Regions from separate parts of the Homo sapiens genome. Here region 2 is linked to region 1. Evidence: read pairs that join two places in POLR2A ChIA-PET (ENCODE). Cell type or tissue: HCT116. All regions are shown on one strand. Each heading gives the region's core, and the rest is flanking DNA. Links, peaks and the distances in the headings are about the cores only. Region 1 holds the start of RNVU1-14 (RNA, variant U1 small nuclear 14). Region 2 holds the start of RNVU1-31 (RNA, variant U1 small nuclear 31).

Region 1 (16,005 bases), core at 4,120-12,119:
AAATCAGGTAGAGGTGAACGGACTGGTGTGGTCTGCTCTAAACTGAGCTGTTAAACATGTAAAAGTAAATTTAAAGCACAAGGGCTTTATAAATCTATAGATAGACGTAAACTTGTGAGCCTTAGTTTATTGTTTCATCAAAAAAATACTAGGAGGTCATTAAATATTAATCAACACTTCTTAGATCTGTGCAAATAAAATGGATCAAATTAAAATGTAAAATCAATAGTACTGATTAGGAACATTGTTCAGCAAATGGAGGTAGACAAACATGTCCTGTAGAGAAGGAAACATGACCGCAAGATGAAGTGTAAAAACCAAAGTGACATTGGGGCCTGACACCATTGTCAGCCCGTTCATCATGTCCCACTGCTGAAGAAACAGAGAAAAAAAAACTCTGCACTCTGACATAAAGAAACAATAAAAGGGTCTCTCTGTCTACCTGCAGTCCTCCAAATGAATAAAACCTTGAGCATTTCCTGAGAGTTGCTAACTCCTTAATGAAAATCACTTTATCCTTGACTTTACAATGCTGTTTATTGTCTGAAGATATGTCATGAACTTTCTGAATACAATAACCATGATAAAATTGCTGTTTTCTGCCATGAAGAGATTAATATAAACCCTATAGTCTTCATAATATTGTTTGTTTTAAAAAGTTCTATTTTTTTAATTTTTTGGGCAGTTCTTTTGAAGAATGACTTCCTCACATTTATTTGCAAGTAAATGTCTCCTTCTGCTTATTTTTCCAACATGCTTTTGTTTCTGAGCCTTTCTTTCATGCTCTATACACACAAATCAGCAGGAGATAGTACCTGCAGCTGTATTTGGAGTTTACTGCCTCAATGTTCACTTTCAATGAAAGAGCGTATTTCTTAACAGAAGACCAGAAATTCATGCTGAACCAATAAATTGTCCTCTATAGTTTTCATCTGCAAGGAGGATTTAAATATTTCTAGCTCAGTAGTTCAGCCCTGAAGATTATTTCACCCCCACTGCTAATCCCGACCTAATCTGTTTTTGTGTTGTTAATGCTCCTATATACTAGCCAGGTCCGTAATTCTGTAACAGGCTTAATTTCTTAATATTTTAGGCCATGTGTTAATTTTACTATTTCTTAGCCATTTTTCCTCAATAGTTTTAAATTGCATCCCTGCTTACTCTCCCTTTTACTGGATGGGCTTCCTCTGTTTACTAATACAATTCCCCAAATTGATTCATCCACTTGTTGAAATACCTAATTTTAGGCCCTGCACTGACAGCTTGCCTAGGCTTATACTTGTTGTGTTTGGTGTTGCAGTCTTCAGATTCTAAAAACACCATCTAGACCTTACATTACCTCCAGCCAGGGCTATTCCCCCAGGGCCTGCCTTAAGAAGCAGATTTCTTTTCATGTTTCATCTTCTTCCCATTTATTTCATTTCATGACAGTTAGAGAAGCTGTATACTAACGTGACAAATGCTAAGTTAGCAAAGAAAAACGTTATTTCAGGATAAGTTCAGGGAAAGCTTTTTGGAGGAAAGTCAGCTCACATTAGTCCTGATGATGGATAGTGTATAGAGACTACAGATGATGGAACGATGAAGTGGAAACTCGAGTGGCTACATACGGACATTCCACATAGAAGCAGTGTGAGCAAAACCACCAAGAAAGGAAATGAGATGGAATTGATAAGGCAATGCAAATAATTCAGGTTATTTAGATCATCAGTGTTGGGGGAAGCTGGGTTTATGGGAATCAATCGTTAATCAGAATGTGAGCACCATTGGTTTGGTAATTCATGGAAGAGGTTATCATTCAACAGGGGGAGTGGCTTCTCGATTATAAACATGTCTGAAGGTCACTGAACATCAAGGCTATCCTTCAGTTAAAATCTTATTAAAATTATACTGACCTCTGATGACCTTCAGAGAGCTCCAGCTAGATGGATTGATGATAAGAGAAATTCGAGAAGGCAATGGGGCAAATCTTTGTGCAAATCTCTGTTATGTCATATATCTAAGGCTTCTGCTGGATCCAGTGATTTGTTTGTTCTGACTGTAGTACAAATCTATTGGAACAATAAATCTAGTTATAATAAATGACAGAGGGCATTGAAGCAGATGCAAGAAGCAAAATATACAGGTGTAAAGACAAACTATATTAGGCCTCCCATCAAGCTTCTCTAATATTTTCACAGCACAGCCCTGCCTGACTTCTCTCTATCTGGGTAGGCCCCTTCTGTTTGCTAAACCAGTTCTCTGATGTTGACTACCTGATTCTCTAGTCCTCAAGTTGACTCATCCTGTTTATTGAGAGTGACATTTTTAGACTACTAATAATATTTATATGTAAGAAAGAAACTGGGTTTTTATATAAATATATAATCTTTTCAAATAAAAGATTATAATCAAGGAACTGTAAATAATAGAAAAATTACATAACGTTTCCCTATTTGGGGATTGGTTAAATGCAATATTATAGAAGTCTGAAAAAATAATGACTGTATTACAAAAGAATATAAAAATAATTGAAGACTAGGAATTATGTCTACCAACTAATTCAGTCATTTGGCTGTTTATTCTCATTTGAACAGTAGTGGATTAAGAAAAAAACAAAAAGACTTTCGACTTCCATCACAGGGAGAAAAGGATCAAGTACACATTAGAGAAAGCTGATGGCAATGATTTCTAGTTTCAGTTTCTATTTTCTGTCAATTAACCATCATTTTGGTAAACAGCCTTTTTAAATATCTTTTCTTTTAATTTTTAAATTTTTACTTTAAAGACAGGGTCTCACTATGTTGCGAAGGCATTGGCCTCAAACTCATGGACTCAAGTGATCTTCCTGCCATAGCCTCCCTAGGTGCACATCACCATACCCAGCTATTAATGTCTTTATAAAAGCATTTTTAACCCTACTGGTCTAGCTATTGCATCAAATAAATAGCTAATTCCATTGACGAAGGATTAGGGACTCACGAGTGAAAATAAATGTTTTATTTGGATAATGGCTACAAAATCTCAACAGTCAAAATAAATAAGAGATTAAAGCCATGATGATGACTTAAAAGATAAAGTTAGGTAGAAATGTGAACTAAGGGAAATGACTCAACACATTCAGCAACACAAAACTGTGGCCTAAATTCACTCTGACAGTTGTTATGCTATCTCCTGCTGCCCGAGTAAAGTAAGTTATGAACAAGACACATGAAGGGGATCAGGCAGACATATGGTCAAATGCTTTCTGTGCAATATGTCTGTCTCCATATTATCTTCTCTGTCTCATTGCACTTTGGACATTTTTATTCTTCCTGCAGATCTATTTTTATGAAGCAATGTGATTTAAATGAAAAGAGCACTGAATTCTCAGCCAGATATTTGAGTTCTAGTTGAAGATTTATCACCTAGTGGTTATGAGATTTGGGGCAAATTGCTTAATCTCTCTCTTTCTTTACCACTTCGTTTGTAAGTTTTCTTGCCTCCCTTCAGGACTGTATTGGGGATCAATCAATGTTGAGTTGAAGGCAACATGGTTTAAGTTGGCTTAATGGAGAAGTGGTAAATCACTTAAACGGGTAGTGTTTAAGTGAACAACACAGTGTAGAGGATGTTGGGCTGCATGAGGAAGTGTGGAAAAAAAGCATGCCATGAAAATATCATCACAATCTCACATTTCTTCGTTTATTTGCACACTCTGAACACCTGCATGTGATAAAGACTGTGCAAGGTTCTCAGGATACCCAGGTAAAAATCACCACTTCTGCCAGTCTTGACTTTGCAAGCTTGAGGAGCAGACCTGGAGGAATTTGGCTATTACCACACCAAAGTTGTTCCTCACATTCCCTTTGACATATGGTCTCAGGAAAAAATGAAAAGAGTAAAAAAAAAAAAAAAGTCCTTCATTTTTGAAAGGAAAAGTCATAATTAATTTCTAGAAGGAGAAAGAAAAAAAGAGATAACAGTGTGTGAAAGGCTTAGAAAATGCTAGAGCACTACAGAAAGATAACGTGAGATTATGTCTAAGAGTAGCTTGGTTATTTTGCTTTTGTTGACAAAGTATACCTCCTTCATTTTCATAGTTGTCATAATTCTTTCCATGATTTTCTTAGTGGGTTTGTTTAGGAGAAACTGTATTCTTTCTTTATTCATCTAACTCTCCTTAACTCCAAAAGATGCTTCTTAGGATAACATTTTAAAAGGATATACATTACGCACATTTTTAATGCTTCTATACAGGACTGAAGGCCAATATTACCATGATAATAAGGCATGTAACAAAAATTTGTTCTGCAGAGAGTGAGAAAGCGTGAGGGAAAACACAGTGCAGGATTCTATGCTGTCGCCCAAGAACCCAGACAGGCAAGTGAAATAATAGAGCAGACATTTCCTGAGGCTGTGGTCGATATGATTAGGAGATAGTGGGTAAAAATGGCCTTTAAACTATATACACATGAGAAGATAGATGTGAAAGCCCATTGCAAAGGCAATAAAATTATGCAAATATAAAATATCACTATTAAAATGTATGATGAATTGACGTGCCATGAAAACAGTTCCAGTGCTGGGCCAGAAATCAGGAAACGTGGGCTTTTGGTTTCTCACCATTAAAATGAAGAAGTTGGATTTATACCCAAGGGCACCTTGTGGGCTGTATGGCTTCTAAGTAACTGGTCATAACAAAAGGGACACAATCAGGTCAGTTTCAAACCAAGAATAAAATGGGAAATTAAAGAACTGAATTGGCTACTTTCTGCTCAAATGATTGTTAAAAATAAAGTTTAAAAAAAGCCCCAAGGACTATGCAGTGCAGTGAGCAGAGGCTCCCGATATTAAAAAGAAAACAAGGAAAATGGATTCCTGGTGATAGAAGTGGTGTGGGGGAAGACAAATAGTGTGGCTGCAAATGGAACAATATGCAAAAGAAAAGTAGCTAAATATAGCTCTTTTTTGGGAAAGAGATTGTGTCTAAGTCCATCAGTGGAAAGGCAACTTAATTGTTGTATAAGTCTGTTCAGGTTGCCATAACAAGATACCATACACCAAGTGGCTTAAACTATAGAAATGTATTTCTCACACTTCTGGAAGTTGGGAAGTCCAAGATAAAGGTGGTAGCAAAGCGGATTCCTTTCTAAGGTCTCTTCCTATGGCCTGTAAGTGGCTGTAGATTCACTGTGTGCCCATGTGACCATTTCTTCGTGCACCAGGGGGAAGGCGGACAAGCAAGCTTTCTAGTGTCTCTCTTCTTGTAATGGCATTAATCTCAGCATGAGGACACCACTCTCATAACCTCTTTTAATCCTGATTACCTTTCAAAGGCCCCAGCTGCATAAATCATCACAGTGGGTGTTAGGGCTTCAACGTTTAAGTGCGGGAGTTGGTGTTCACATTTCAGTCAATTGAGGTGGCAATTGAAATGAGAAAGGAAAACCATAGTTACTAGAGAGAACGGTTGTCTTGGGGAGGATCACTGGACAGGACTACGGTCCTGTCCAGGTTGTTATGGCAACCTGAACAGACTTATACAACAATCCAGTCCTAGAGGCAATACAACTTCTCTGCTGATTCCAGATTCTGAGCGCCTCTCAGTCCTTGGTTGGGTTGTTTTGATCCTGTCCATATTATATTTATAAATATTCTCTTCATAAAACTCTCTTTAGGCCGGGCGCGGTGGCTCACGCCTGTAATCCCAGCACTTTGGGAGGTCAAGAGATCGAGACCATCCTGGCCAACGTGGTGAAACCCGCTCTCTACTAAAAATACAAAAAATTAGCCGGGTGTGGTAGCGGGCGCCTGTAGTCCCAGCTACTCGGGAGGCTGAGGCAGGAGAATGGCGTGAACCCGGGAGGCGGAGCTTGCAGTGAGCCGAGATGGCACCACTGCACTCCAGCCTGGGCAATAGAGCGAGACTCCATCTCAAAAAAAAAAAAAAAAAAAAACACAACTCTCTTTAAATCACACATCCGAGTGTGCCCCTTGTTTCCCACCAGAGCCAAGACTGAATGAGATGATTTCTTAAGGTCAGGTTGATGTCCTAATCCAGTTGTGCTGCTATAACAAAATACCACAGAGTGAGTAACTTATAAACAACAAAAATTTATTGCTCAAGTTATGGAGGATGGTCAGTCCAAGATCAAGTTGCCAGCAGGTTCAGTGTCTAGTGAAGGCCCATTCCTCTGTCATCCAGGCTGAAGTGCAGTGTTGCAAGCTTGGGTCACTGCAACCTTCACCTCCCAGGCTCAAGTAACCCTCCCACCTCAGCCTCCTGAGTAGCTGGGACCACAGGTGCTCACCACCATGCCTGGCTAATTTTTTTTTTTTTTTTTTTTTTTGTAGAGATGGGGTTTCACCATGTTTCCCAGGCTGGTCTCAAACTCCTGGACTCAGGCAATCTGCCAGCCTCCTGAGGGAGTGCTGGGATTACAGGCATGAGCCACTGTGCCCACCCCCAAAATTCTACTCATATATATGCATAATTACATAGTTACCAGCCGTTATTTTCTGATACTTTGACTGGCAATTGGTTGAAAGAGTTTATCTAAAGACCTGGAATCCATAGAAGGCAGTCTCTGTGTTAAGGGGTTGTTCTTATTATGCAGATGAAGCCTCCAGGTAGCAGGCTTCAGAGAGAATTGATTGTAAATGTTTCTTATCAGACTTAAAAAGGTGCCTAGATTAGGGAAAAGGCCTGGAAAGGGATTCCCTGTAGCATGTAGACTTTCCCCACAAGAGACAACTTTGTAGGGACATTTCAAAATATGATAAAAAATGTATTTTAGGGTAAAATATTTGTATTTCTTTCAGGGCCTGCTATCTGTCATGTAATGCTACACTAGAGTCAGCCTGGAGTTTGGTGTCTTATTGCTACAAAAAGTCTTGAGATCGCTGTTGTAATGTCAGTTGGGCCTGGTCGGATGTGCTGGTCAGTTGTGCCTGAATTCCAAAGGAAGGAGGGTATAATGAGGCATATCTGACCCCTACTTCCCATCATGGTCTGAACCAGTTTTTCAGGTTAACTTTGGAATGACCCTGGCTGAGAGGAGGGGTGCATTCAAATAGTTGAGGGGCTTGGAATTTTATTTGTGGTTTACACTATAGAAAGTATTTTTCCAGTATTACCTGGACAATGTGTCTCCCTGTCAGTATCCAGGAATGGCACCTGGATCAAGCATTTAGTGTTCAGTTGCTACACTCTCACCTAATCCCTCATTTTCAATATTTTGCCATGTTTTCCAGTGACCCAACTGGCCACCATGTCACAGACTTTATGGTCTCCAAGGGAGACCCCTCCATTTCATGTTTTGTGATTTGAGCAACAGACTGGAATCTACTTGAAATTTGCAAATGGTCTTTGACTTGGGCTTTCCAATTTTGCTCTACTTCACAGTGTTTTCTGGGTTATATACAAGGGAGATGATCCAGTCATTTGTTAAGCGCCTCAAATAAGACATGCCCTAGATGTTTTTTTGTTTGTTTTGTCAAATTGGGATTATCTTTGTGTCTTTGGAGAATATAAAATACTAACATGAGGTAAGCACTAAGGTTCTGAGATGGCCGTGGAAGAGATGACAAACTCCATCACCATGCCTGAGAGTGTCCAATCGTCTCTGCGGGGGCCACATATTTTTGTATTACACTGTATTTGAAATAACAACAACAACAACAAAAAACCCTTCAAGATTCATAAAATTGGACAACTGTCTTTGTAACACTTCTAGTGGTAAAACCAGTAAGGATGGCTAGTTTGCAACCCATCTGAGCAGCCTCTCTGGTTTCATAGATATGTTTTCTCTCTGACATTGAACGGCTTTCAACTTGAAACGGAATGCTACATCACAAAGATAAACAGGTTTGAAAGGAACCGGTTTTCCTTGTAATCCTAAACGTTCAAGTCTGCGCATTAAAAGACATTATCTGAAGAAGGGTGCACAAGCTTCCTGTTGGCCGCCAGAAGGGTTCTCTGCAGGACACAGATCAAGTACCACAGTCTTAGGGGGAGACCAGACGCGGGATCTCTGCACACCTCCCCAAAGGACAATGGCAGGAGGAAAAGGAGAAAGAGACAGACGTCACTTCCTCCGCCAGCTCCGGCAGCGGGTTGATCGGCTGAGTCGGCGGAGGGTGGGGCGGAAGAGCAGACGGGGACTGGGAAAGGCGCTGTCGGTGACATCACGGATAGGGCGATTTCTATGTAGATGAGGCAGCGCAGGGGCTGCTGCTTCGCCACTAAGGAGTTCCCGTGCCGTGGGAGCGGGTTCAGGACCGCTGGTCGGACCTGAGAGTCCCAGCTGTGTGTCAGGGCTAGGAGGGCTGTGGGCGGTGGGGGGGTGGGGTGGGGGGGGGGGCGTTCGCGGGGCAAGTGACCGTGCGTGTAAAGGGTGAAGCGTGTGAGGCTGTGGCGGGGCGGAGGTGCAAAAGCTCATACTTACCTGGAAGGGGAGATACCATGATCACGAAGGTGGTTTTTCTCAGGGCGAAGCTTATCCATTGCGTTCCGGATGTGCTGACCCCTGCGATTTCCCCAAGTGTGGGAAACTCGAGTGCATAATTTGTGATAGTAGGGAACTACGTTCGCGCTTTCTCTTGGTGCTTCTGTGGTGCGAATAGTAGGTGAGCCGTAAGTGTTTTTGTAATTCAGGGTGCGGGCTCGTGTTTTGTGGCTGTGTTCTGTCCGGTCAGTTGTTTCCGTTCGCAACGGTTAGTTTTCCTTTGTGAGGCCATGTTTGGGGACAGCTTAGAACTATCCACTTGCTCTCTTGGGAGGCGAATTTCAGTCTCTGTTGGTTGGGTTGTTCTCCCAGGTTAGCTGCCGCGGTACTTGCTAGGTGGAGCTCAGGGATCAAGGGTCGGGAGCTTTCTGGTTTGTTCAGTGCTCCCAGGGCTTCTAACATCTCTTAAAAACTCTGGTGTTTTCTGTCATCCTCGGAGTTACCTCTTAGCCTCTGTTTTTTTGTTGTTGTTTTTTCCCCCCCTCCCTAAGACAAGTCTCGCTGTACCGTCCAGGCTGGAGAAGTGGCGCGATCTTCCCATCTCAGGCTCCCGAGTAGGACAACCGCACGCCACCACACCCGGCTAGTTTTTTCTCTTTTTTTTTTTTTCTTTTCTTTTCTTTCTCTTTCTTTTTCTTTTTTCGTAGCGGTTTCACCATTCTGCTCAGGCTGGGCTCCAACTCCTGGGCTCAAGTGGTCCGCCCAGCCTTCTGAAGTGCTGGGATTACAGGTGCGATCCATCTTGCCCTGGCAGCTCCTGCTTTTCACCACAGCATTCACGGGAGTTTGTAGGATTTCTGTGCTGGGGAAACGTGTACTCAGTTAATAGAGCCAGGTGGAAGTTGTACTCAGAACTGGTGGTTTTCTTTGGAATGAAAACCGTGCATGTTGGGGGCTCTTAGTGTCCCCGTTCGGTTGTAGGCATAACACCCTTGCTTTGTGTAGGGGGAGGGCTTTGCCCATGCCCTGGTGCCCCGGCGCAGGGCATCGAGGTCTGCAGTTCAGAACCGCAGTCTAACCTATGTCTTGGCGGAATACCCTGCTAAGTCTCCCTGGAATGTAAGATGGGAGGTCTTGTGAGGAGGTTTCTACAAGTAAGAAAACAAATTTCCATTCGGTTTTTATTGACAAAATTGAAAATTATAATAACTGAGTCCAGCCTCTCAGATGACAAATGTCTTTTGCACTGAGAGCTGGGAACCGCCGCTTGCCTCAGCTCCTGCGTGCAGGTGCAGCCCTCGCTTCCCTCCACACTTTCTCCAGCGGGTGTCAGTTCCTCCACCAGAGGCAGACAGCGTTCTGCAGAACCACAGCGCTCAAGGCCTTCGAGAGCCAAAAATCTCGGAGCGAGCTGCCCTGTCCTGGCTGTACCTCACGACTGACCTAGAAATGGCCTTTGCTGGGAGCAAAGGGTAGGGGGGAGATGGTCGTCGGAGCTGGGGCCTGTGCACTGGACCAGGTTGACCCACGGGAGGGGAGGTACCCAGAGTTAGAAGGGGGCCAAGCACTGAGACCTCACCATCCTCAATCTCCAAAAGGACTCAGAGAGATGCAGAGACTGAGACAAGCTTCCTTTTTCAAGGAAAGAGAAAACTACTGAGGAAGGCCCCAGGGGCTCTGAACCAAAATCCAGACTTTTTTTTCCACCTGCAGCTTTTTGTTTTTATTTTTGCTTGAGAAGGTGTCTCGGTCTGTTGCCTGGGCTGGAGGGCAGTGGCGCAATTTCGGCTCATTAAAACCTCCATCTCCCGGGTTCAAGCAATTCTCCTGCCTCGGCCTCCCTAGTAGCTGGGACTACAGGTGCCCGCCATGACGCCCGGCTAATTTTTGTATTTTTATTAGAGACGAGGTTTCACCATGTTGGTCAGGCTGGTCTCAAACTCCTGATCTCAAGTGATCCACCCACCTCAGCCTCCCAGAGTGCTGGGATTACAGGTGTGAGCTACCGCGCCCAGCCCGCACCTGCAGCTTAATCCCATTTCGCTGGTGCAACTTCATCCTTCCGTATGCTCAGGCCAATAAACAGTACTGTAGGCTGGTCGTTCTTTGACCCCCATACATCCTATTGGTCGGAAAATTATGTTTTCTCTTTGGTTAACCGCAGACTTTGATATGCACACTCTTTCTTGGTCTGAAACCCACCCAATAGTCCCATACGTAGATTTTTGGATAAACATAGAAATGGACCCTTCTGATCTGAAAGTTTGAAACTCGATATTTGTTTTATTTGAGTTCCTTCCTTCAGGCCTCTCAAAAAAGATATCAAAGAACTGAAAGTCACCCAGACAATGAGATGCCGGACCCCTCATTCATCCTGATTGCTTCCTTGCCCCTCCCTAGTTCCTGTTTTCTTTCTTTTCTTTTTTCTTTTTTTTTCTTTTTTCTTTTTGAGACAGAGTCTCCCTCTGCCTCCCAGGCTGGAGTGCAGTGGCGCTATCTTGGCTCACTGCAAGCTCCGCCTCCCGGGTTCACGCCATTCTCCTGCCTCAGCCTCCCGAGTAGCTGGGACTACAGGCGCCCGCCACCACTCCCGGCTAATTTCTTTTCGTATTTCTAGTAGAGACGGGGTTTCACCGTGTTAGCCAGGATGGTCTCGATCTCCTGACCTCGTGATTCGCCCGCCTCGGCCTCCCAAAGTGCTGGGATTACAGGCGTGAGCCACCGCGCCTGGTCTAGTTCCTGTTTTCTTACACATTGTCACATTCTTTCCCTGCCATCTAAGCCTCTAGTTTTGGTTGGTCAGGGAGATGGATTTGAGACTGAGTTCTCATCTCCTCCGCTGCAGCACCCTATTAAAGCCTCTTCCTTGGCAATAACCGTCTCAGTGATTGGTTTTCTGTGTGGCAAGCAGCGGGAACCCCAGGTCTCTGAACTTTGACAAAGGAATCTCCTGATAAAGGCGGGATCGATTTTACTGACCAAGCTGAAAACGATCAGACGTTTGAAAGCCTTAATCTCGGAGCCTGTCGGAGTTTGGTCTGCCCTTGAGGCTTTTCTTTGGGCCTACCAGTCAAAATCAGCCTGGCCAAACCTGTCTTCAAGGACCAGGGGCAGGGCCGGCTTCTCCCGCCGGGTCGGCAGCCACCTTCCCCTTCCCTGTGACTTGAAGAGAAGCTTCAGGGGGCGTTTATTCAATTTGCGAGGAGCCTGCGAGGCGCAGGTGCGCGGTGACTCTGTGGTTCCCACCGCACCCGCTGCCCTCTTTGGTCCTCTCGCTGTCACCGGCGGGCAGTAACGTTCCGGGTGAGCTAGGGCTCCGAAGACACCAGGCAGGGAGGGACCAGTGGGTAAGGGCACCGCCCGTTTAGGTCCTGCGCAGGAGGGATCCGAAAAAGGTCTTGAAGAAATAGAAAGGGAGGGCCAGATGCGGTGGCTCACGCCTGTAATCCCAGCACTTTGGGAGGCCGAGGTGGGTGGATCACGAGGTCACGAGTTCGAGACCAGCCTGGCCAAGATGGTGAAACCCTGTCTCTACTAAAAATACAACAAGTAGCCGGGCACGGTGACGGGCGCCTGTAATCCCAGCTACTCAGGAGGCTGAGGCAGGAGAATCTCTAGAACCCAGGAGGCGGAGGTGCAGTGAGCTGAGACTGCCCCGCTGCACTCTAGCCTGGGCAACACAGCAAGACTCTGTCTCAAATAAATAAATAAATAAATAAATAAATAGAAAGGGAGAGTTGGAAGTAGATCAAAGAGAAGAAAAGAAATCCTAGATTTCCTATCTGAAGGCACCATGAAGATGAAGGCCACCTCTTCTGGGCCAGGTCCTCCCGTTGCAGGTGAACCGAGTTCTGGCCTCCATTGGAGACCAAAGGAGATGACTTTGGCCTGGCTCCTAGTGAGGAAGCCATGCCTAGTCCTGTTCTGTTTGGGCTTGATCCTGTAGCACTTGATTGTCTCTCCTGGACTTTCCATGGATTCCAGGGATGCAACTGAGAAGTTTATTTTTAATGCACTTACTTGAAGTAAGAGTTATTTTAAAACATTTTAGCAAAGGAAATGAATTCTGACAGGTTTTGCACTGAAGACATTCACATGTGAGGAAAACAGGAAAACCACTATGCTAGAAAAAGCAAATGCTGTTGAGATTGTCTCACAAACACAAATTGCGTGCCAGCAGGTAGGTTTGAGCCTCAGGTTGGGCACATTTTACTTTAAGCGCACTGTTGGTGGAACTTAAGGTGACTGTAGGACTTATATATACATACATACATATAATATATATACATATTTATGTGTATACACACACACACACACACACACAGGGTCTTGCTATCTTGCCCAGGGTGGTCTCCAACTCTGGGTCTCAAGCGATCCTCTGCCTCCCCTTCCCAAAGTGCTGGGATTACAGGTGTGAGCCACCTCGCCCAGGCCATTTTAATTTTAATTTAATACTTTTAATTTGAATACACAATCCAAAAATCATATAACAAGTACAGGAAACCCACTTTATGCCAAGTTTACAAAAACAGGAAAGATATGTCAATGACAAAGCGTCAAAGTGGCAACATCCTAAAGTACTGAGAGAAAAAAAGTTATTCTAGAATTCTATGCCAAATTGAAATATCTTTCAAAAATGTGACTGAAATCAGGACATTTAAAGACATACAAAAAAATGACAGAATTCACCGAACCACACTACAAGAAATATTAAAGGAGTCCTCCAGGCCTAAGGATAAGGATACCAAACAGAAATCTGAACCTACACAAAGAAATGGAGACGACTGAAAATCGCTATGTACGTACTTGGATGTTGGGGTTTATAACATGTCCAAAATCAAATTCCCTGACAACACTAGCATAAAGGCCAGAAGGGGAGGTATAATGTCACTTGATGGCAGACGGATAAAGATGTATTCTAGGGACCCTAAAGCCATCACTGACATAACAAAAGAAAGAGTTACAGCTAATAAGCCAAATAAGGAAAGAAAATAGAATGATATATAAAAAAAAAACATGTAATCGCTGGGTGCGGTGGCTCATGCCTGTAATCCCAGCACTTTGAGAGGCCAAGGCAGGCAGATCACTTGAGGTCAGGAGTTTGAGACCTGCCTGGCCAAAATGGTGAAACCCCGTCTCTACTAAAAATACAAAAATTAGCCCGATGTGGTGGCTCGCGCGGACCTGTAATCTCAGCTACTTGGGAGGCTGAAGCAGGAGATTCGCTTGAACCCGGGAGGCGGAGGTTGCAGTGAGAGCTGAGATGGCGCCACTGCACTCCAGCCTGGGTGACAGAGCGAGACTCTGTCTCAAAAATAAATAAATAAATAAATAAATAAACAAACAAACAAAAACTGTGTAATCCCTATGCTGGAGCAACTGCTCTCCAGGCCTCTACCCTATAGAAATACACAAATGGCCAATGAGAAGTGTACAAGAATGATCACTGCCGAATTATTTGCAATCATAAAATAGTAGCGCCAAAGTAATTTCAAAGATACATGAAAATCGTTTTATTTATTTAACAAACACAAACAATTGAACAAACAATGGAAGCAAGTCCTTTTGCCTAAAGAAACACAGAGGGTCATGCGGATGTTGCTCCTCCAAGGATTTCGGTGTTCCCCAACGGCTAGTTTTGGGTCTAGTTCTTCTGGAAGATCTTATTCTTGGGGAGCTACAGGTTCTGGCGTTTGGGGCTCTTTCAGGTTCTATCTCCATTTTCCCCTCAATTCCTCCCCATTCTGCTATAATAAAAAAAAATTCTCACCTCCGGAAGATCCCGCCTGTGCCTCCCCGCCAGCCTTTCAGGAGGTCTGGACGTCTGGTCCACCGCTCCCCGGCTTCTTTCCCCGCTTTTGCTTTTCCCCTCCCCTGCTCCCGCCCTCCGGCCTCAGGACCCGACCACCGCCCAGCTGAGCCCCCGCGGCTCCACGGCGCAGAAGGTGCACTGGAGGCCCTGCCCGTTGCCGCCCCGCGGGGTGTCAAGAAGTCAACGTAAATAAATGCTTTGTAAAAGGAACTTCCCCATGGAAAAATCTCTCATGATTTCCATTCTCAAGGCTCTTCAAAGGACTAAAAGCTAAAAGGATGGATTCATTCGACAAGTCCTAGTCCTGCGCCCTGGTGAGTGCCAGACCCTGCTCCCCGTGAGGGGGACCCACGAGCCACCCTCACCACGATCCCTGCCCTGGTGGAGCCCCCGTGCGGAACACAGGATCCGAAGATGGCAGCGGAAGCTCCGCAGCGGCCCCAAAAGCGACTGGGCAGGGAGGGCACAGGCTCCCTCACTGGGTGAAGGCGGCGCAAAGAATGGGAAGAGCCATCCCGGGAGCCACCGGGCGTTCAGCCTCCCTAGGGCCCCCAGGCGGCTCGGGCCGGGGTCTCAACCGGGGCGTTTCCGGGGGTTTCTGAAGCAGGCGAGGGGCAGGGCGGGCGAAGGCCATTCGGCTATCCTTCTGGCTCCAGAATCTCCCAACGCGCAGGTGTCCAACGTGACCAGCGCGACTTACCGCTCCAATCTCTCCAGTTTTCCAAGGCCTTGCTCAGTCCTCCTGCCGGGCGGGCCCTGAGGATGCAAGGGACGGAGGAAGTTTCGTGCGTGCGCCCTTCCTATAGCGCCCAGTAGAACTAACAGTACCTGTCTCTGTGGCGCAATCGGTTAGCGCGTTCGGCTGTTAACCGAAAGGTTGGTGGTTCGAGCCCACCCAGGGACGCCTCTTTGAGCTTTTAAAGTATTCATGCATTGTCAATCACTAGATAAATGGGGAAGATTTTATCTTCCTGGAGTCCTAAGCCACTAATTTGTGACTTATCCATGTCAAGGGCCAGCCCACCTCCCCAACCGGATTCTTAACCGGGTATCTCCTGAAATCCTGGGTTTATACGTGTGTAACTCAGGAATCCTGAAACAGAGACCTAGGAACCCACTTCTGGTGTGATAAAATTCTAATTCAGTCCGTTATACGCTTAAATGAGTAATTTACATGCCTCCATTTTTTCATATGTTAATAATAGGAGGTCAGTAATATCCCGAGGATGTGCCTGGATTTACTGATTGCTCTATCAATAATGTGACCAGTGGAATCATTCATCATCATAGTGATCCTCTCCATCATTTTTGAAGAGTATTTTTCCTCAGTTTGTGCATGATTTATTTAACCCTTTTCAAAATGTTTTTGTTAGCCAGGCATGGTGGCATGTGCCTGTAATCCCAGGTACTTGGGATTCTGAGGCAGGAGAATCATTTGAACCTGGGAGGTGGAGGCTGCAGTGGAGGCTGCACCAATGGAGGCTGCACTGCTACACTCCCGCCTGGGCAACAGAGCGAGACTCCATCTCAAAAAAAAAATAAAAATAAAAAAATAAAGTTTTTGAGATGAGGTAGGTTTCATTGTTTTAGGATTACAAAGAATGCTGCAGCCACCTTTCTTGTACACATATCTGGTCATTGTGGAAATGTCTACACCGCAGATATTTCTATAGTGTAGGGAAGTTGATGCACTATTGCTACATTATAGGCTTTACATGATGCTTCTAATTTGAGTACATTCTGCAAATGTATCTTTCACGGGAGCCGTACCAAATAATATTCCAA
Region 2 (16,005 bases), core at 4,432-12,431, 180 kb after region 1:
TATTATGTTAAATTGTGTGTGCCACAGAAGCAACAGAATTCCCTTGTCAACTGTGTCTATAACCATGGCTGTCTTAAGGCTTTTGTTATCCACAATTGTTGTTTTGCTTTGATTCTTCTCAAAAAGTGACTTATAATCAGTTACAGTCCAGGCCTTGCTTCTTTGGGGAAGTCCACGAAAAGGACTCTTGGATGCAGGTTTCTGATAACTTTGGAGATTGTGCCATTGAAGTAAAAAGAAAATTTCACCCAGGGCACTAATAGAAAGGCTGATATGTTCATAAAGATTGCTAGCCCACTATGAAGCAGAGCAGGAGCTGATTGTATGGACTGAACTAATGGAGGACTGAAGTAAGTTTTTATGGTCTTTGTTTGTTTGTTTAAAACATTGTTTATTCTTCAAAGCCTGGAGAACTTTTGTCATTTTGAGCTATTTATAGCCTGCAACAATTGAGTAGAATAGTCTTCTAAACAGAATTTGAGGCATATTTTTCTCTCTCTGCCGAATTTCTCCAGAATTTGTAAACTGAATATTCTTAACTCATGATGATGTGTTTGTTTGCATAAGTTCAATAAGATTCTGTTTTCTTTTATAACAGGACACAGGTGGAGGAACTGGTAATCTTCTCAGGGCTTTGCCTGAAATGGTGTTGTGAAATGTTCCAGCAAAGCCCATTTAGGAGAGCCTATATGGACAAGGATTCTTGCTGCACTTTGTGTGGGTAATCAGGCCAAGTATATGGGACTGAAGCTTCTTTTGCAGGTAGGTTGGTCCTGCTGTGTTTTGTCTTTAGTGGAAATGGGGAACTGGACAGAGGAAGATTGTGTTTCAGGAGAAACTACAGTATTAGATGAATGTTTGATTCCTGGGTGGCCATGCGGTCACCCATGGTGTGGAGCTGCTCAGGATGCCCCTTCTCCTCATGACAAAGCCAGAAAGATGCATGACCAGATTCCCCATGATTGAGGAACTGACAAATAGAAAGTGGGGACTGAAATCGACCCAATAGTCCCACATACAGTGTTTTTGGATAGACTTAAAAATGGACCCTTCTGGTCTTAAAGCTTGAAACTTACATTTGTTTTATCTGAGTTCCTTCCTCAGGAAAGGACCCTCAGCCTCTCAAAAAGCATCATAGACCTGAAACTCAGCAGATCACAGCATCCAGACAATGACTTGCCAGTCCCTTCACTCATCATGAGTGCTTCCTCACCCTTCCCTAGTTCCTCTTTTCCCACACACAGTTACGTTTCTTCCCTGCTGTATAAACCCCTCGTTTTAGTTGATCAGGGAGATTGATTTGAGACTGATCTCCCATCTCCTCAGCTGCAGCACCCAATTAAAGCCTTCTTCCTCGGCAATACTCAATGTCTCAATGATTGGCTTTCTGTGAGCTGAGCAGCAGGGCCTAGACGGAACTCCTGGGCTTTCAGTAACGATGCATGTACACTTTTAAACACTGCAATTAATGGGTCATGAGATATTGAGAAATTGGAATGGCATCAACTTGGCCAATTCTGAGAAAACACACTGTGCTTAAATGTCAGGGCCCTGCCTCCTGACCTCGACAGTATATGGTTGATTTTGAGTCATAGCAGGTGAGTATGGCCTGGTTTCAGTGTTTTATAGAAATATAAAATATGGCTGATCGCATTTATTTTAAATCCAACATATCTCCATTTCTGGTGAGAAAATTTTTTTAAAACCAACCAAACAAACAAACATAGAAGAATATGAATAAAAAAATAAGGGATTCCCTGCTTCCCAATCTCACTTGATTGCTGTCTTCTGTTATATACTAAGGGAGGAAGGGGGCAAGGTGCCCAGGAAGTCCCACGTCCTGTTTTGATAATCATCTGGCCTCCTTGGGCAAACAGAAAACAGGGAAAGCATAAAGAAAATAACAGAAATTTTGCAGAAATTTCATCTCCGGTCTGGGCGCAGTGGCTCACGCCTGTAATCCCAGCACTTTGGGAGCCCAAGGTGGGCAAATCACTGAAAGTCAAGAGTTCAAGACCAGCCTGGCCAACCTGGCAAAACCTCATCTCCACTAAATATACAAAATTTAACCAGGCATGGTGGCCCACGCTTGTAATCCCAGCTACTGCGGATTACAATCACTTGAACCCAGCAGACAGAGGTTGCAGTGAGGGGAGATCGCCCACTGCCACTGCACTGCACTCCAGCCTGAGCAACAGAAGGAGACTCTGTCTCAATGAAAGAAAGAGAGAGAAAGAAAGAAAGAAAGAAAGAAAGAAAAGAAAGAAAGAAAGAAAGTGAGGGAGGAAGGGAGGGAGGAAGGGAGGGAGAGAGAGGAAGGAAGGAAGGAAAGAAGGAAGGAGGGAAGAAGGGAAGGAGGGAGGGAGGGAGGAAGAAAATGAAAGAAAGAAAGAGAAAGGGAAAGAAAGAAAGGAAAGAAAGAGAAAGAAAAAAGAAGGAAAGAAAGACAAGAAAGAAAGAAAGAAAAAGAAAGAAACAAGAGAGACAAAGAAAGAGAGAGAGAAAGAAAGGAAGAAAGAAATTTCACTGTGGCACAGGAAACTCTATGACCGAGGCTTCAAGGGCTCTTCTCTGGCCCTAAACTCACAGTGGATTTTGCCTCATTTTCCGAGGTGCAAATGAAATGATGGAAGTCGATCAAAGGAGAGGGCAGAGAGAAAGTAAGAAGGATGGCTCCTTCCTGCAGGTCCACCTTCCTCGAGTGTTGCTTGTGGGATAATAGAAATGCCTTGACATGGTTGAGTGGGAACTATTGCTACTTATTGGGAATTCAGACGCTTCCGGCAAACTTGCACGATGAGGTTCCATGGTGTAATGGTGAGCACTCTGGACTCTGAATCCAGCGATCCGAGTTCGAGTCTCGGTGGAACCTTTCTGTTTAATTAGGACGGCAATGTTGTGTTTTACTCCCTAAATGGAATGGGGATTCCGCTGACGTTCAGAAACTCTGCGCTGTGGGCCTCCGTGTCCCTTCTGCTCCCGCTGTCTGAGCCTCGCGATGTACCCCGCGCTCCTCGTCCCCTCTTCGTCTCCCTCTTCGGTGTTCGGGGTCCCAGAAACCGGGTTCTCGCAGTGGCCCGGACCACAGGGAAATTGCCGAGTCATCCAGTCGGGATCAGCGAGCCTGCAGGGTCCCCTTCCTGGGCGAGCCTCCTGGCACCCAGCAATCGGAGGCCCGGACACCCCCGCCAGGGACCCAGCGACCCAGGAAGTCCCCACCCCCTCTCAGAGCGACCCTGGGCCTCGGGCTGACAGGTCTCCTCCACTAAAAAGGCTGCTGCCCCTCTATCCTACACCCCGAGATTCCTTTCACTCGGGAATCTCCTAATGGCACCCATTGTCTTTTTGGTAAGTAAACGGTGGCGTGAGAAATTCTGATGGGGTTAGCTCAGTCATTGGAGAGTGTGTCTCAGTTTAGGATCGATGGTTCCAGACCTAACTTGGCAGTAGCACTGCTTTATTCAGATGGCCCATCCTATTCCGAATGTTAATTTGCTCTGTTCTTCATATTCAGATTTTTATGCCGAATTTCTAGCTCCTGCGTCTCTATTGCGGGCCCTAAAAGTCGCTGTTTCACTAAGCTTTGGAACCTGACTCCGGGAAATCTCATTCTTTCGTCCCAAGATCTCAGCCAGAAAGAGAGTTCCGCGCGGCGGCGTCTTCAAGCGCGCGGGCTGGGAGCGCGGGTTCTGATCCTGGGTCGCCCCGGCCGAGCTCCCTCAGGGCCACGGGGAAGAGGAACCTGAGCAGCTCTGAGGGGCGAGTCTCTGAAGATGGGGCTCCCCCTTCTCCCGTCAGGACCCTGCCCCAAGGAGAAGACGCCTTAGTTAAAAATGTTTTCTCCTGCTCTTCAGAGCACTTGGGATGAGGTTCCTGATGGGTCTTGGGAGCGAACTAAGATGTCACTCCAGGCGCTCAGGACCATCGCTCTCATTTTCATATTTTGGGGCTGAGAGCGGTTACAAAGGACTGAAAAATACCGCAGTCTTTGAGGGGCTCAGTTTGGAGGACGAGCCGGGGTTGAGGGGGGTTGACGCCTTCTTGGCTCCTTGGAGTGGACTGGCAGGTAAGGAAACACAAACTCCGTTTCCCCTTGCAGGCAGAACTGCAGGACCTGGGATGGAAAATTGGACAGTCAAAGAGTAACAATATTTATGTAGAGGTGGGTTGCGTGCATTAAAAATTGTTATCCCTACAGATAAGTGTAGGAAGGGACCAGGGCACTGCTGTTCACCACCAGCTTTGCAGCATATGTAACTTTGATAACAGTGTATAGTGCATAAAAATTCATTCCTGTTCACAAATATTTGATCACAACCAGTTACAGGTTTCTTTGTTCCTTCTCCACTTCCACTGCTTCACTTGACTAGCCCTATAGGAAAAAAGAATCATTCTTAAATATGATATTGTTTCAGTTGATCGCCAGCCCGCCCGTTCCCCACCCCCTGAAAGTAGCTGGGACAACAGGTGTGCACCACGTGCTGGGCTCATTTTTGTATTTTTAGTAGAGATGGGGTTTCGCCATATTGGCCAGGCAGCTCTCGAACTCCAGAACTCAAGTGATCCGCCTGCCTGGGCCTCCCTACACCTCCCTGCTGGGATTACAGGCATGAGCCACCCCACTTGGCCATCATTTGTATTTTGAATTTAAATATTTTGTAGTCATCACTCTTCAAAGATTCTGGGTTTTGCTGCATGTGCATGATGGGATTCAGGACATGCTACTCCAAAGTATAACATCTTGGGGTATTGAATATTTTATGCTAAAGGAATATGAGTAAACCACAGAAGCAGGAAGGTCACTGTCACCCTCCCCCTGCCCTTCCTCCCTGAAGTCCAGTATAAGACTCTTATGTGAGAGGTGCCCTCTCTGTACCCAGAGGAAAGGTGCATCCTTGATTCTGAAGACACAGGGACACAGAGAAGAGCCTGAACGCAGAGGCCTGGCTACCTTTCCCCCACTTTGTTACTGTTAGATCATACTTTTATTGACTTATCATACTTCTCCATGACTATTCATTCTTGAATAAACCTACTGTTAAAAAAACAAAAACAAAAACTGAGGTTTAGCTGTTTCCATGGGCCTTCATTTCCTTTGGAAGGCGTTCCTGTCATGTAAAATTTACATTAAATAAATCTGTATGCTCTTCTCTTGTTAGTCTGTGTTTTGCTGTGAGGGTCTCAGCAGCGAACCTAGGCTGGGTGAGAAAAAGTCATATTTCCTCCCCGACATGTACAAATGTCTTCCACTGTAAAGCTATATGTTTTTTTTTTTTTTTGACAGGGTCTCACTCTGTTGTCCAGGCTGGAGTGCAATGGCACGATATCAGCTCACTGCAACCTCCGCCTCCCGGGTTCAAGCCATTTTCCGGCCTCAGCCTCCCAAGTAGCTGGGATTACAGGTGCCTGCCACCACGTCCGGCTACTTTTTGTATTTTTAGTAGAGATGGGGTTTCACCTTGTTGGCCGGGCTGGTCTCGAACTCCTGACCTCAGGTGATCCGCCCGCCTCGGCCTCCCAAAGTGCTGGGATTACAGGCATGAGCCACTGCACCTGGGCAAAACTATAAGAATTTTACTGGGGCAGATTTGAAGCAAGAAATTGAATCATTATTCCCCTTTGGATGAGCTGAACACATGAGCTAATAAACTCCCAGTTCCTCCCAGATAGAAATACTTCTCTAGTTCATTCCCCGAAGCTCCTTGAGGGTCAAACCTGCTGGAGATTGAGGGGCCTTCCTGGGATCTCCCAGCCCAGGAGGTTACTGCTGGTGAGAAGATTGCTGCAGTCTCCCTGGGAGGGTGCACGGCCACTGGAAAGTATCACTGCTGTAACTTCAATACAACTGGTTTTCGTCACATCTGCTCTTTGTGCAGTGTTGCAGGCAAAATACAAGAGCTAACATGCACATGAGTAACACATGCACATCATCAGCTGTGTCTGCAACACAAAGTGCCACATGTCAGGCACAGTTGATTATGTGCATGTGTTTACTCATTCAGTCCTTACCTCAGGCCGAGGTCACACTATCACCTTCATCTTCCATGTGAGATGCACAAAGACGTTAAGTGACCTGTCCAGGGTCACTCAGCCAGCAAAGGAGGATTTGAAAGCAGGAATTTGAAGTGAAGGCAGCCTGTCTCCAGAAGACATTCTCAGAACCACTGCATTTATACTGCTCCTAACAAAACCACCGTTGCAAAAATTATGACAGTGAGAAAAACCTGACATAGGAAAACTATGACTGTGAAAGAAATCTGACCTAACTGACTGCATCTTACTTCTAACCTCTGAGCTGCCTTTGTCCACTCCTGGGCATAGGCCAGGCTAACTATGAGAGAAGTTTAGTTCCAAGTCTAAGTCTGAAACAAAGATGTCTTCCTGAGACAAACTCCTTCCTATCTTGGGGATCAGACCTCCTTAGCAAAGCTAACAAATTAGGTGCGAGATTGGAAATTATTGCTCAGGAGCCATGCAGCCAGAAGCCACATGATTCCTAAGCTCCCCAACTGTGCCTGTATATAAGATTATTGGTGTCAAACCTAAGATTGGTGTTCAAGGTATTTTTCAGACCCTGCCTTATGATGGACTAGCTGGCACACCCAGACCGGTAAACTGGCTCATCTGGTCCTGTGGCCCCCACTCAGGGACTGACTCAGTGCAGTGAACAAGCTCTGACACTGTGATTTCATCCCCAACCCAACCAATCAGCTTTGCACATTCCCTAGCCCCTTGCCTGCCAAACTATCCAAAAAAAAAAGAAAAAGAAAAAAGAAAAAAAAAACCCTAGTCTTTGAATTTTGGGGGAGGCAGATTTGAGTAATAATAAACCCCTGTCGTGGTCCCTCAGCTGCTTCTGCATTTATTAAATTCTTTCTCTATTTTAGAAAGCCTGCTGTTCTCAGCTCCATTGGCTTACCTGGGCAATGGGCAAGATAAACCTACCAGGCAGTTACATTAATAAAAGAGAAACACAAATGGTAAGCATGCTTGAAAAGAAATATAAGTCTGTGTATTTCTTTGGAAGAAACACAAAAGGAGGAGGAATGATAAGACAGGCAATAAATACACTGTCCTAAATATTTTCATGATTCTCCTGCCTCCTTCGTATCCTTCTTATCCCAACAACTTCTCCCCAGAAACCTTCAACTTAAACATGGTCCTGCCAGAACTGGGTTTGTCCTTCCCTTTACATTTTCCTCTCACCTACCCTACACCCCTTCCATATCTAATCTGTTCTTTAACTTCCAGGTCATTGAGAATTTTCCATTTAAAAATATAAAAAATTCATAAAGCGGAAGATAACCAGTCATCCATATTCCCACCTCCTGGAATTAACTACTGTTAACATACCTACATATTTTTCTTCCAAATCATTGTTAAACTACACATGCTAAGCATAGACCATACTAACAGTAGAGAAGATGTAAACATATGTAAAATTTTTGAAAACCTTACGTTCAAAAATAACTTCTCATAACATTTGGGCAACCCTGGAGTTACAGTCTTGTGGTACATCTACAGGGAGAAGAATGTATATTTTAGCTAGACTGTCCCTAAAAGAAAAAGGAAGAAAAAATAATAAAGAAGGATATATATACCTGAAAAAATAATAAAATAATAAAGACGCATATATGTATGCCTTTATAAAATTTAGCTGAGACTCTATTTTTATTTTACAAACATTCCATTTAATAGTGCATGAACTTAACTGCAGACAAAGAGACAGAAACAGAAACGAAGGAATTCCTCAACTCCCGATTACAGTTAGAGAGATATTTTTCTAAAGGAATCTTCTAAGGATAAACGTACACTAAATTAAGTAGAAGACATTAAGATTTGGAGTGGTTTTCTTATTCCTTTTTACAATCAGGTTGATTAAGGTGTGAGTTGACTTTGGTACAATGCATCCATTTCAAGTTTGATGACGTGTCTATTACTCTAAAAGGTCCTCTTGTGCCCTTTGCAGTCAGTTCCGCCCTCCCCCTGAGGCCAGCAGTCAATGATGTAGTTTCTGTCACTATACAGGTTAGTTTTAACTGTTGTAGAAATTCACCTTGATGCCGCCACACAGGGTGCACTCTTTTCATCACTCGGCATAATGTTTTTGAGATGATCCACGCTATTTCATGTTTCCGTAATGTGTCCTATTTTATTGCTGGGTAGTTCGGGTAGTTGGGGTAGATCGCAGCACATTCTGGCGACAGGTGAGACTGCGGTTCTGACCTGCAGGCCTCGGTGAACATGAGCAAGGGCACCTGGGCGCCGGGAGAGACCTCCCTTCCCCTACAGAAAGCAAGCGTGTTATGTTAACAACCGAACGGGGACCCTGCTTTCATCCCAAAGAACAGCACCCGACTGCGTAGTTTCTTCCCTGGCTCTAGGAGGTGAGAACACATTCCCCGCTAGCACAGACATCCTACAAACTCCTGCGGAGGCTGCGGTTAGAAGCAGAGGCTGTGTGAAGGGTGACTCTGGGGGCTATGAAAAAACACGAAGGTTTTCACAGAGCATGAGAACCCAAAAGACTGGAGACTATGAAGCGATCTGCAAAAAGCAGCCCCAAGTGGAAAGGAAAGAGAAGAGCCCTGCGGCCACTTAGCTAGTGTTAAAAGAGCTCACGGCGGCGGAGAGGATAACACGTTACTTTCTGTTTCCCATCGTTGCGACTGTAAGGAGAACACTTAACATGCCACCCAAGCTACAAAACTGCAGTTTTAAGAATAACCCTTGCCGTCTATTTTTTCATTACAAAAATTCAGGGGAAAGCGCGAACGCAGTCCCCCACTACCACAAATTATGCAGTCAAGTTTCCCACATTTGGGGAAATCGCAGGGGTCAGCACATCCGGAGTGCAATGGATAAGCCTCGCCCAGGGAAAACCACCTTCGTGATCATGGTATCTCCCCTGCCAGGTAAGTATGACTTCACACACTTCTGCCCTGTCACAGCCCCATATACCTCACCCTTTACACACATGGTCACTTGCCCCGCGCACCCCCGAGCCTTCCTAGCCCTGACACACAGCTGGGACCCTCAGGTCCGACCAGCGGTCCTGAACCCGCTCCCACGGCACGGGAGCTCCTTCGTGGTGAAACAGCCAGTGGCGAAGCAGCAGCCCCTGCGCTGCCTCATCTACATAGAAGTCGCCCTATCCGTGATGTCACCGACAGCGCCTTCCTCGTCCCGGTCTGCTTTTCTGCCCCACCCTCCGCCACTCAGCCGACCAACATGGTGCCAGAGCCTGCGGGGGCAGTGATGTCTGCCTCTGCCTCCTTTCCCTCTCTTCCCCGCCCATGGTCTTCCCCAAAGAAGCGGGTGTTTCTGTTGTAGTTTTTTGTTTGTTTTTTGTTTTGCGCCGTCTCGCTCTGTCGCCCAGGCTGGAGTGCAGTCGCATGATCTCGGCTCCCTGCAACCTCCGCCTCTCGGGTTGAAGCGATTCTCCTGCCTCAGGCTTCCACATAGCTGGGATTACAGGCACACGCCACCAAGCCCGGCTAATTTTTGTGTTTTTAGTAGAGACGGGGTTTCACCATGTTGGCCAGGCTGATCTCGAACTCCTGACCTCAGGTAATCCGCCGACCTCGGCCTCCCAAAGTGCTGAGATTACAGGCGTGAGCCATCACGACTGCCCAGAAGCCAGTTCTTAGCCTGTGTTGCCGAGGACCTCTTTGGCAGAAATCTGGAGCCTGTCCACCCTTCTTCAAATAATGGCTTGTAATGCGCAGACTAAAACATGGAGGATTACACAAGAAACTGGTTCACTTCACATCATTATCCTTGTGATGTAGCATTCTACTTGAAATTGGAAGCCGTTCGATATCAGAGAAACCATATCTATGAAACTAGAGAGGCTGCTCAGATGACTGCAAACCAGCCATCCTTACTTGTTTTACCACTAGTAGTGTTATAAGGACGGTGGTCCAATTTCAGGAATCTTGTAGGGTTCTTTCAAATACAGCAATGTACAAATATGCTGCCCCAGCAGAGCACACTGGACACTCAGGCATGATGCTGGAGTTTGTCATCTCTTCCACGGCCTTCTCCAGACCTTAGCACTTACCTCATGTTAGCACTTTATGTTCTGCAAAGACAGAAACAAAGTGGTCCAAATTTGGAAAAAATATATATATATTTGGGGGAAACTTTATTTGAGGTGCTTAACAGATTACTTTTAATCTGTAGAATACAACACCAAACTCTGACAATACTCCACAGACTCCAAATCTATCAGGCAAGTTTTTCCTGTCCTTTGCTTTCATATAAACTGAATCATAAAGTGTATAGTGGGTTTTGGGGGAATATAACTGCCCAATGGGTTCATGTTGCCTGCTGCCTAGACAGAACCAATTTATCAAGACAGGGGAATTGCAATAAAGAAAGTTATTTACCCAGAGCCAGCTGTGTGAGAGACCAGTTTTATTATTACCCAAATCAGTCTTCCTGAGTATTCTGGGACCCGAATTTTTAAGGATAATTTGGTGGCTGGGGGCCAGTGAGTTGGGAGTTCTGATTGGTCAGGTCGGAGATGAACTCAAAGGGAGCTAAAGCATCCTCTTGAGCTGGGTCAGTTCCTGGGTGGGGGCCACAAGATCAGATGAGCTGGTTTATCCATCTGGGTGGTGCCAGCTGATGCATCAAGTGCAGGGCTACAAAATACCTCACGCACTGGTCTTAGGTTTTACAATAGTGATGTGATCCCCAGGCACAATTCAGGGAGGTTTAGAATCTCATAAGTTGGAGGCTGCATGATCCTAAACCATCATTTCTAATCTTGTGGCTAATTTGTTAGTCCTGAAAAGGCAGTCTACTCCCCAGGCAGGAAGGGGATTTGTTTTGGGAAAGGGCTGTTATCATCTTTGTTTCACAGCTAAACCATAAACTAAGTTCCTCTCAAAGTTATTTTGGCCTGTGCCCAGGAATGAACAAGGACAGCTTGGATGCTGGAAGCAAGACAGAAGCAGTTAGGTCAGATCTCTTTCGCTGTGATAATTCTCCCAGTTATAATTTTTGCAAAGTCGGTCTCAGGAGCAGAGGCATAGGTTTGACTTCTTTCACTCAGTCTTACATCTATGAATTTTTCATGTTATTCATGTGGTTATTTGTTTCTGTGTGTATTCCTTTGTATGAATATAGGCCAATTTATTTATTTATTCTACTGTTGCTGAACATGTTGACCTAAAAGAAAGAGGCTGAAGCACAAAATAGAATCTAGAGTTTACTTGAGCCAACATGAAGACAGCTGCCTGGAAGACTCACACCAAAAGAACCTTGGATCTGAGCTCCCTTTGGCCTTTGTCACAAGCAGGTTTTTAAAGGTCAAAAGGGGGGATGCACAATGGGCTGACAGAAAGGTGCCTGTCAGGAATTCTCATTGGTTTTCAGAAATAGCATTGATGAGAGCTTGGCTATCCCTTGTTATAGGGTGTGGGATACAGTGTTTGGTGTGGCATTATTAGATTAATTTACAGCTACCTGGGGTGATAGCAAGCAGTTTCAACAGATGAATACATAGCTCAAAAGGAAGGAAGCAGAAAGTGGTTGCTGTCTTGATTTAATGTCTCTCTGATCATGTGAAGTGGCTCACATTCCTCAGATAAAAATTCTTTTAAAAATCTTTCTTCTTTAAAGCATTGATGATCAAAAGCTCAGCCAAGGTGTCCCTCTTTGCCAGGAACACTCATTCCCGGATAGTCTTTCCCACGGTGAGGGCAGGGGAGGAAAGGAGCTGCCTCACTGAGGAATTTTTAAGAGCGCCCCAAAGCCCAATTGAAAGTACGTCACAGAGTAGAAAAAAAAAAAGAAGAAAAGAAAAGAAGAGAGAGAGACTTCAGTTAAATCTACAGCTGTCACTTGTTTAATCATCTCTCGTCTTCAGATACCATAAAATCAGTTTTCTCAGAAGTAAAACAGGAAATATATAACATTAATAATTTGAATAGCACAGATATAATTCACACAAGAATGAGAATCACAAAGAGAATCCGTATGCCAGAACAGTAAGGGAACCTATTCCATTAGGGAGCCAACGAAAAAACATCAGGGAAAACATGACATCCCAGTTCTTCTTTCATGATTTCTTGTAGCCAAATGACTTCTAATTTTTTCTAGATGAGGTTCTATGTCATGGGAGTATTTATTTTTGTATATGCAACAAGAGGTTGTAAACACCACACATCCACCTCCCTGCTCAGCTAAATCTATCATCTAAAGCGGGCTGCGGAGGCTGCTGTTGCTGGGGCTCTCCCCTTGGTGTTCTGGGCTGCGTTGTACTAAGTGGAGAAGGTGGTTGTGGGCAAGCGTTATGCAGAGATCACAACCAGGTGGGCAGGGGGCTGCTCTCTCCACACTATCACTTGACAATGTACAATTCCTTTTATGAACTCTTGTAAGTGCTGCTGTATCTACCCATTGTTTTTGTTTTGTTTTGTTTTTTGAGACAGACTCTCTGTCTCCCAGGCTGGAGTGCAGTGGCACAATCTCGGCTCTCTGCAACCTCTGCCTCCTGGGTTCAAGTGATTCTCCTGCCACAGCCTCCCAAGTTGCTGGGACTACAGGCACACGCCACTGTGTGCAGCTAATTTTTGTATTTTTAGTAGAGATGGGGATTCACCATGTTGGCCAGGCTGATCTCGAACTCCTGAACTCAGGTGACCCACCTGCCTCGGCCTCCCAAAGTGCTGGGATTACAGGCATGAGCCACCGTGCCCAGGTTCTAACCATTTTTAAATAAGAATAATATTGTCTTTGAAAATATATATCATCTAAAGTAATGCAATTATCTAGTACAATCTTAGCCAGTGAATAAATAGCTTTTTGTTGAGCTGTGAAAGAGGCTACAGTTTCATCAGCAATATTTCTTTCTTTCTTTCTTTCTTTCTTTTGTCTTTCTTCTTTTTTTTTTTTTTAAGACACAGTCTTGCTGTGTTGCCCAGGCTAGAGTGCAGTGGTGCAGTCTCAGCTCACTGCAGCCTCAACCTCCCTCGCTCAAGCAATCCTCCCACCTCAGCCTCCCGAGTAGCTGGGACTACAGACATGCACCACTATGCCTGGCTAATTTTGTTTTTGTTTGTTTGATTGTTTTGTTTGTTTGTTGAAAGACAGGGTCTCGCTATCTTGCTCAGAATGGTCACAAATTCCTGAGCTCAAGCAATCCTCCCAGCTGAGCCTCTCAAAGTGCTGGAATTACAAGCATAGGCCCCCAAGCCTGGACTCTTTATTTTTCTTTCAGAGAGAAGGAGTGGCTCTGTCGCCCAGGCTGGAGTGCACTGTCGCCATCATAGGTCACTGCAGCCTGGAACTCCTGGGTTTAAGTGATCCTTCCACCTCAGCCTCTGAGTCACTGGGATTATAGGCCAGAGCTCCCATGCCCGGTTTTTATCAGCAATGTTACCTAAGGTTAAAGAAGGATTTCGAACCACGGGAAACAACATCCCATCAAAGCAAAAGCGTGCTCCCCCAAAAATGTATGGAGCTACTTTCTTAATGGTCAGGCAGGTAATTAGCAAGTTTTCTCCCAATAGGATCTCCATCTATTAATAAAATAGAGTGGTGGGCATGCCTAGTGAAAAGTTTGAGGACGCTCATCCAATTCTTTTTTTTTTTTTTTGAGATGGAGTCTCGCTCTGTCTCCTAGGCTGAAGTGCAGTGGCATGATCTTGGCTCACTGCAACCTCTGCCTCGCAGGTTCAAGTGATTCTCCTACCTCAGCCTCCTGAGTAGCTGGGAATACATGTGAACACCACCATACCCAGCTAATTTTTGTATTTTTAGTAGAGACGGGGTTTCACAGTGTTGGCCAGGCTGGTCTTGCACCCCTGACCTCAGGTGATCCACCCGCCTCGGCCTCCCCACTCATCCAATGTTGGGTTTCTTCAGAGCTATATATATATATATAGGCATGACCAAATATCCTAAAAGACATTGCACTTCATCATTCCATGTCTTTAGACATTTAAGGGCCATGGATGGTGATCTCCTCCACAGACCAAATAAATGCTGGTGCACAACAGGTAAGTGTAGTATAATTTGGGTACATCAGCTTTCGGCATTTAAACCATGCATGGGTCAGACATGTTAGAGCAAGAGGGCAGGTTGGATCCTGATAGCAGGAGGGAGTGTTTTTCTCTTAACTTTCCAATAGCATCATGGTGTTTACCACTGTCATTTCAGAGTGAGACAACAATTTTTTGTTGGTTTTCTTTCTGATCTTTGGTTTTTTTTGCAACCGGGGTCTCACTGTTGCCCAGGCTGGAATGCTGTGGCAACATGACAGCCCAGTACAGTCTTGACCTCTTGACCTTCAGGGCTCAATGAATCATCCTACCTCAGCTTCCCAAGTGCTGGAGTTAGGCACACACCACCACGCCCAGCTTATTTATTTACTTTCTGAGACAGGGTCTCACTCTTTTGCCCAGTCTGGAGTGCAGTGGTGTCATCTGGATTCACTGCAGGCTCGAACTCCTGGGCTCAAGTCATCCTCTCAACTCATACTCCTGAGTAGCTGGGACTACAGTTGGGTGCCACCATGCACCCAACTGTATATTTTTGTATATTTTGTAGAAATTGTTTCACCATTTTGCCCAGGAAGATAGTCTCAAACTCCAGGGCTCAAGTGATCCTCCTGCCTCGATATCCCAAAGTGCTGGGATTACAGGCAGTTATTTTGACAGTACAATTATGATGGGTTAAACTGAGACGTACGGCAGGAAGGTTAGGATGAGTCAGACAGGTTCGATAAACAGGTTTTGCTTGATGTAACCCCGAGTTGCATCGTGAGTTCAATCAGGAGGAATACAGGTGAAATTTGGCACAGGATGTACCAATGGGTCATTATGGTCAAAAGTGGTTGGTGGTTTAAGGTGGCAAACCCAGCACCTTGTCACATTTCCCACAGTGGCAATGGTTTGTGAGATTCTGATCAGAGAATTATCCCTCCCTGATGTAATCAAATTAATTAAGGACAGTAAAACAGAAATCTGATCATAGGCATTTTGCTATGTATGTATGTATATGTATATACATGTACGTGCAATAGGACTAGTGTGTCATATCTTTAGAGAATATACATATAGGGTGATTTTACCAAAACCAATAGGATACGACCCCTACAACTTAAAGGAGCCCTGATGGTGTATGTATTCCAGTCAAGAGAAAAAGAGACTAACTCTTCCAGGTGCAGTGAGCACTGGAATTGTGAACAGCTGGTTATACAGGCCAGTATCTTGGGTGGAAGTGGGCTACAACAGATGTCAGCTACTTGCCATCTTCGTCAGGAAGATGGCAGGTCACCTTTAAGTGAAAACCTCCACTGACAGATGTCCACTCTGGTAGGGTTGCCTTTTAGATATGAGAAACATGAATCTGTGTGTCAATGCCCTTATATTTACTGCCACAGAGATGAGGCAATAATACCTGATGTGAGCCAGGTGCAGTGGCCCACACCTCTGGTCCCAGCTATTTGGGAGACTGAGGCAGGAAGATGGCTTGACCCCAGGAGATAAAGGCTACATTGAGTCATAATTACGCCACTGCATTCCGGCCTGGGCAACAGAGTGAGACCCCATCTCAAAAAAATAAATTAATATTAATAATACCTACGTGGTGCCCTCCAGTGGACTTGGAGGGAGTATTTTATTTGATGTTGTTTCCAGTAAGCGACATCTCCAGTTTATAGGCATAGTTTTTGATATTTTCATCTCCCATCAGCTCATTATGAAAGGCATCCTTTATTAATTTGGAGCTCTTCATAAGAAGTTTTGTGAGACCTTAGAAATAATGGAGAATGTTACCTTTAAGAAGTGCAGTGCAGGTTCATAAGCCCCTTCATCTAACCACTGCATGGGTCTTCCTGTTCTAATTTCAAAGGGAGGGAGTGAAAGTTTTCCAGAAACAGTGGGGGATCTTTGGCCAGAGAAGGTTAAAAACTTCTGTTAGCTTTGCCAATTGAGTTTTTATCTTATCATTATTAAGTTGCACTAGTCCAGAGGATTAGGGGTGATAGGC

Evidence for each region. Peaks named below come from ENCODE experiments on the same cell type or tissue, not always from the same donor. Only the 100,000 strongest peaks of a DNase experiment are listed, where the experiment ranks them.
Region 2: POLR2A ChIA-PET joins it to region 1 with 21 read pairs; 17 of 35 experiments call an interaction of 5 or more read pairs at or near these places.

Annotation. Positions count from the first base shown.
Region 1 is chr1:145,272,716-145,288,720 of GRCh38, forward strand. It overlaps RNVU1-14 (RNA, variant U1 small nuclear 14), which reads left to right and starts at 8,401; the gene lies at 8,401-8,564. TRN-GTT2-7 (tRNA-Asn (anticodon GTT) 2-7) reads left to right here and starts at 15,051; the gene lies at 15,051-15,124. It also overlaps the pseudogene LOC101060170. RefSeq lists an enhancer at 8,152-8,876 and silencers at 8,321-8,610, 8,778-9,117, 14,969-15,178. In HCT116, for the core only: no CTCF peak of the experiment used is centred there; DNase peaks (open chromatin) are centred at 8,496, 8,746 and 8,997; H3K4me3 peaks cover 568 bases; H3K27ac peaks cover 931 bases.
Region 2 is chr1:145,456,858-145,472,862 of GRCh38, forward strand. It overlaps RNVU1-31 (RNA, variant U1 small nuclear 31), which reads right to left and starts at 8,923; the gene lies at 8,760-8,923. It overlaps TRQ-CTG3-1 (tRNA-Gln (anticodon CTG) 3-1), which reads left to right and starts at 2,801; the gene lies at 2,801-2,872. RefSeq lists enhancers at 8,607-8,656, 8,821-9,362 and a silencer at 8,817-8,996. In HCT116, for the core only: no CTCF peak of the experiment used is centred there; a DNase peak (open chromatin) is centred at 8,804; H3K4me3 peaks cover 586 bases; H3K27ac peaks cover 369 bases.